Linked DNA regions of Homo sapiens: region 2 is linked to region 1. The links are chromatin contacts, found by Hi-C or POLR2A ChIA-PET in ENCODE. All regions are on one chromosome and are shown on one strand. Each heading gives the region's core, a stretch centred on a gene start or an enhancer-like site at or near the end of the contact. The rest is flanking DNA. Distances are from core to core; before and after follow the strand shown.

Evidence for each region. Hi-C counts contacts between places; a loop is a spot of excess contacts on that map. ChIA-PET counts read pairs that join two places held with the same protein, here RNA polymerase II (POLR2A). Pooled maps may share reads with other maps.
Region 2: a loop to region 1 is called in a pooled map, with 4 times the contacts of the local background. The contact joins the promoter of FCHO2 here to the enhancer-like site in region 1. A Hi-C loop is called at or near these places in 1 of 168 maps with a recorded cell type or tissue (head of caudate nucleus) and 2 of 50 pooled maps. POLR2A ChIA-PET finds 5 or more read pairs at or near these places in 1 of 52 experiments (AG04450).

The regions. Positions count from the first base shown.
Region 1 is chr5:72,379,731-72,382,430 of GRCh38, forward strand. It overlaps the pseudogene RPL10AP8. Among named protein-coding and RNA genes, the nearest start is that of PTCD2, 61 kb to the left of the region's middle. Within about 2 kb of position 1,286, at least 6 of the 41 ENCODE cell types and tissues checked have a DNase peak (open chromatin) inside an H3K27ac peak, as active enhancers do.
Region 2 is chr5:72,954,729-72,957,428 of GRCh38, forward strand. It overlaps FCHO2 (FCH and mu domain containing endocytic adaptor 2), which reads left to right and starts at 1,313. Exons shown (of 26, transcript NM_138782.3): 1 at 1,313-1,401. The coding sequence starts at 1,369. It overlaps FCHO2-DT (FCHO2 divergent transcript), which reads right to left and starts at 1,156. Exons shown (of 2, transcript NR_186392.1): 1 at 286-1,156. RefSeq lists a silencer at 1,206-1,905.

The sequences.
Region 1 (2,700 bases), core at 36-2,535:
CTATATCTTTTGTAACACCTTTCAGGATAAACCAGTAAACCTAAGTGTTTCCCTGAGTTCTGTAAGCCACTCTAGCAAATTAATCAAAACTAAGGAGGGGGCCATGGGACCCCTGATTTATAGCTGACTGGTCAGAGCACAGGTAAAACAACCTGGAGCTTGTGATTGTCATTGGAAGTGGGGGACAGTGTTGTGGGACTGAGCCCTCGACCTGTGGGACCTGACGCCATCTCCGGGTAGACAGTGTCAGAACTGAATTGATTTAGAGGACACCCAGCTGGTATCTGCTGCAGAACTTATTGCTTGCTTGGTGTTGAGACAATACACCCACACATTTGGTCGCAGAAGCGTTGTATGTTGTGAGAGCATAGTGAGAGAAACAGAGTTTGTTTTTTTCCTATATCCTTAGAGATGCCCTGAGGGAAGGAAAGTCAGGGACATAGCAAGCAAAACCTATGAGTAACTCACAGTTAGGGAGGTTCAGAAACCTCTAATAAGCAGGATAAGCCAGGCGGTAGAGAGGAGATCTGAGCGGAAGCACGAGGAAGAAGAAGCCGTGAGAAAGCGATGGAGACAGTACTGGGTCCCCAGAGCTGACCAGTTTCTCAGGTGACCTCAGTCCCCAATACTATCTCAGTTCCTACAATAAAACCCTCTGGTCTCAAGCTCACTTACAGCAGTATTCCTTAAAAACAAAAGAACCCAACTTAGGAGGAAAACAGTGACACATTTTACTGCAAGAAAATAAAATACAACTACTCTGAACACATGCACTATTACACAAGTCACAAACCCAGGAGAATCATGAGGATTTATTTTTAATAAGACACAAGGTGCAGGGTTAGACTGTCTTAAAGGACAGACTGTTTTCTCAGAGTATTGAAAGAAGGGGGCCTCTTAGGATTTCTGAGAGCAGCCACTAGAGTGTGAGACTTTAGGAATGTTTCCACCTGCTCCGAGGACTCTGACCATCCCTGGCAGAAAATGCCAGAGTTACTTGGTAGAGCCCTCGTTGGCAATGAGAAGCAGCGCAACCTGTGCCCTGGGATGGGCGTGCGCCTGCTAGCCCTGTGACCCTCAGCGAGTCACTTCATCTCCTTGAGACTCAGTTCCTCCTTTGTGATAGGTGACAAGCAAAGTGACTTCTGGGATATTAATCTTCTAAGTAAATGTCTTCTTTCAACTAGATTAGGAAAGGAGGCAGCCTAGAAGAAGAAAGACTGTGGCCCAGTAGTCAGGAAAGCTGCATTTCGGCCTTGTCACTTGCTGGCTGGGCAAGCTGAGCAGCTGTCTGACTTGTCTTGGTCTCACCCACAAAATGAGGAAGTTGATTTGTGTCTCATCAAAAGGGCATTTTCACTCCAAATTCTGTGATGCTAAGACCTAAACATTCCTCAATCTATGATTCCAATGGCTCTTAACATCTGTATTTAAAATTCTTTGCTGTGTTTTTTTCCCCACCCTTGACTGTGTAGAAAGAAGTCTGTGCCACAATTTCTAGGAGAACTTATTTATTTCAATTTGTCCAGTTACAGACTAAGTATAAAGAATGTTGGGGGAAAACCTGGTGTGAGTTTCACTCCAGCACTAGTTGGAACAGACATGTGAACTAATTTGGATTCCTAACGGCACAAGATCAAGGCTGGTTGCTGATGGAGAACTGTGAATCTAAATAGGAAGACAGACCAGGCCATATTCAAAGGAAAAGATGTGTCCTCTTCCCAGAAAACTATAAATCCATAAATGGAAAGTGAAGGTGTGATTCGCAAAGTGATCTTGAGAAGCATTTTAAATGTCCTTCTCAAAAATATTAAATTTATTGGTAGAAATCAGAAGTTTTGAGGTCCGTAGACACAGTGGTAGAGGCCAATAGAAAAAGCCAAGAACAAACACGGCTAGTTATAAAAGAAGTTTAGTGTCCTGCAATTTCAGTAAAAACCTAAAGGCACACATGACTCCAAGATACTGAAGGTCAGTGACTTTCATTGTTTCACCAGTTAGTTAAATGAAGGTGCAAGACTCTACAGTAATGCTCATTTCTTGTTTCTGTGGCATGAGGCACCAAGAGCATCAAAACCTCTCGAGATACTCTGTACTAGGCGTCCCACAGAGGAACCAGTGCAAGCACTGGACACTTTCGGGTATAGCCGAAGATCACCTTGAAGAACGATGAACTCAGAAGGACAAGTGCTCCCCCTGCAAACTTTAGTCCACTCTCCGCCCCAAGCTCTCTGTGTGTATGCTGGGGACCAACAACACTTTGATAAAGCCAAGGCTGTGGCTATCACCATGTGAGCTTTGGGGTGCTGAAGAAACTCAACCAGAATAAGAAGCTCATCAAGAAGTTGGCCATAAAGTATGATGACTCTGATCAAACACATCCTCAGCCCCAGCCTGAATAAAGCTGGCAAATTCCCTTCCCTGTTCATGCACAATGAAAACATCGTGGCCAGAGTTGATGAGGTGAAGTCCACAATCAACTTCCTGACGGAGGTGCTGTGTCTGGCCATGACCAATGCCATGTGAAGATGACAGACGATGAGCTTGTGTACAACATCCTTCTGGATGTTAGCTTCCTGGTGTCACTGCTCAAGGTGAATTGGCAGAATGCCCAGGCTTTATACATGAAGAGCACCATGGGCAAGCCCCAGCACCTGGACTAAGGCATGGCCTGGTAGGTCCTAGTGCCACCAAAAAACA
Region 2 (2,700 bases), core at 63-2,562, 580 kb after region 1:
GCTTATTTCTAAATTTGACTTTCCCTAAAACTAAGTGTAAATGTCAGTGATATGAGGACTTTTTAAAGAAACAAAATAAAGAAACAAGATACACAAAAATAGAGCAACTATGGCCAATCTTGTTTCATCCCTTTTCATCTATGACCTTACTCATACCCCTATCCATAATAAATGACTTTCAGCAAATCCTAGATGTTCTGCATCCTATATCTTTCTAACAGATATTCTTAAAAAGTATGACCACAATACCATTATCCAATTATTCCTTGTTCAACAAGCACTTACAATTTCATCCATGTGAAAGGCACCTCATGATTTTTACTTGAGGATGAAGATAATTTCTCATGAATTCTCATTGTTTTAAGTCACCTGAAGAGGTGTGATATGCTACAATAAATCTATTTGTAGGGCTTGGCTTCAAGAACTGAAGATTCTGGACCTAGCTGATCTGGTGACAGTGAACTTGAGACCTCTAATAGCGTTTAACTATTTTTTTTTAACTTTTGGAAAGCAAGGTGTAGGAAGGGGATTTAGTTTTTCCATTAGGTCGTGGCATGTTAAGACTTGTTTCTTTTTCCAAAATGTTCAAGTTGCTGAAGAGAACTATGGACTATGGGTCAGGAAGTCCGTCGGTTTCGGGTCACATTCCGCTCCCGCAGGCCTGCGGGCCGCCCCAGCTGGTTTGTTCCCGGCGTGTTAGAGGTCAGAGGCCGAGGCCGCACTCAGTGCCTGGGTCTCGCGCAGCTCCAGGGCTCTCAGGCGACACTGGGCGTTTCCTTTCCGGCTTCGGAAAGTTTTGTTTTGGTTCAAGGAAAGGCGCCCTGTTGACCAAAGGCTTCTCAGTCTCCTCCGGGTGGCCAGCGGCCAAGTTTCCTCCAGCCCAGCGAGTCCAGACTATAGTCCGTTCGAGATCCTCGAAGGCCGGGGAAGCGAGTCTTGTGAGGAGAGAAAGCGAGTGGGCAGCCAGCCTGCCGACTCCACTGCCGCTGGCTGGCCCTTCTCTTCCCTCTGTCCCTGGGCCAGTGCCCGTCGCACCACAAACAGTGCGAGCAGTCTCCCCGGTGACTCCTCAAGGACCCAGTTCTCCACCATTCCTAAGAGAACACTCAACCCAGCCGCGCCCGGGATGCAGAGAGATCTACCAACACCCGAGAATGGGGACAGGGCGCATGCGCACACCGTGGCCGTGGCGTCTAAGTGCTCGCCCAGCTGCGGCAGCCGCTAGGTGGCGCATGCGCCCTGGAAGGTGCGGGCCGGTCTCTGGGAAGAAGGCGGCGGCGGCGAAAGGCGGGGGTGCTGTGGGGGCCGGGCCGTGTTTACACAGCGGCGGGCGGGCGCGGACGCGGAACCCGGCGCGGCGGCGGCACGATGGTCATGGCGTATTTCGTCGAGAATTTTTGGGTAAGCTTAGGATGTTGGAAGTCGTGTGTTTCGAAGTCCAAGGCTTTTGGCGCCTGAGCTTGGCCTGCGTGCGCTTCGGGCGGCGGCGGCGGCCCCTCCGGCAGGGCGAGCGTCCTCCTGCCGCGTCCCGCCTGGGTGAGGTCCGGCGGGCGACCGGTCGCCAGCCTATAGGGACTCCCGGGCTCGCAGCCCTATGGGGACGGGGGCTGTCACCGCGGCCCGGGGGCCCGCAGCGGGGCCGCCGGCCACCGGGGCTGGGACAAAGCGCCGGATGGGGCGGGAGACGGGACCCAGCCCCACCGGAGGCTCCCGGTGCCGCGCTCCGCGCGGGGCGTGCGCGGCAGCTCGGACGCGAAGGACGGGCCCGCGGCACAGCCGCCTCCCGCTGCGCGCTGGCTGGGAGCGCCGGGCGGTGGGGTTTTGCCTCCTGCCCTCACCGCGGGCCCCCCATCTGAGCGATCCCTTTTACCTCTGACGGTTTCCACACCAAATCCAGTGCGGGGTTGGGCTGGACTAGCACTTCCTCTCAGCCTCGCAGCTCGGCTCGTGGGTTTGCGCCCAGGACTTTGCCTCTGGGCCTGTTCACAAAGCGTTTAAAAGTTGGATTTAATGTAACTGGACTCCTTGGGCTTAAATGCATGGAGACCTCCCCCTACTCTGTGCTCCTTCCCCTTCCTCATTCTTTCCACCCCTTGTCTTAGCTCAGTATTAGATTCTTCTTTGAGAATTTCTCCGGCTCCCGGTGGAGTATTTTTCTGCAGTTATTGTTTTTTTTTTTGTAATGGGAAGTACAGTTCAGCCATGTACAGGAAAGGAACGTGTTTACTCAGGTATCTTTCGTGAATCCCATTTTATGCCCTGACAGTTGCAAGTACTGCAGGTCCATTTTCGTTGAGATTTAGACATATTTAAAGGGGTAATCTTTTAGCTAGTAAGGAATGTATGTTAAATTCTTAATTCTAAGTGCCTCAAGCATGGTCTTGGTTAGTAATCAGATCAGTTCATAGTTATTTATTTGTCTTGAATGTACCTTGTTTTCCACAAAGAACGTATATACTAGACCTTAGGTGTTTTGTTTTTTAAACAGCTTTATTGAGTTCACATTTCCGTACCAATACACTCATTTAAAGTGTAGTACAATTCAGAGGTTTTTTCATATGTTCATAGAGTTGTGTAAACATCACCATATCAGTTTTACAACAATTTCGTTATCCCAGAAAGAATCCCTAGACCCATTAGCAGTCACTCCCCATTTTCCCCCTGCCCCAGGCCTAGGCAACTAATGTATTTTCTGCCTCT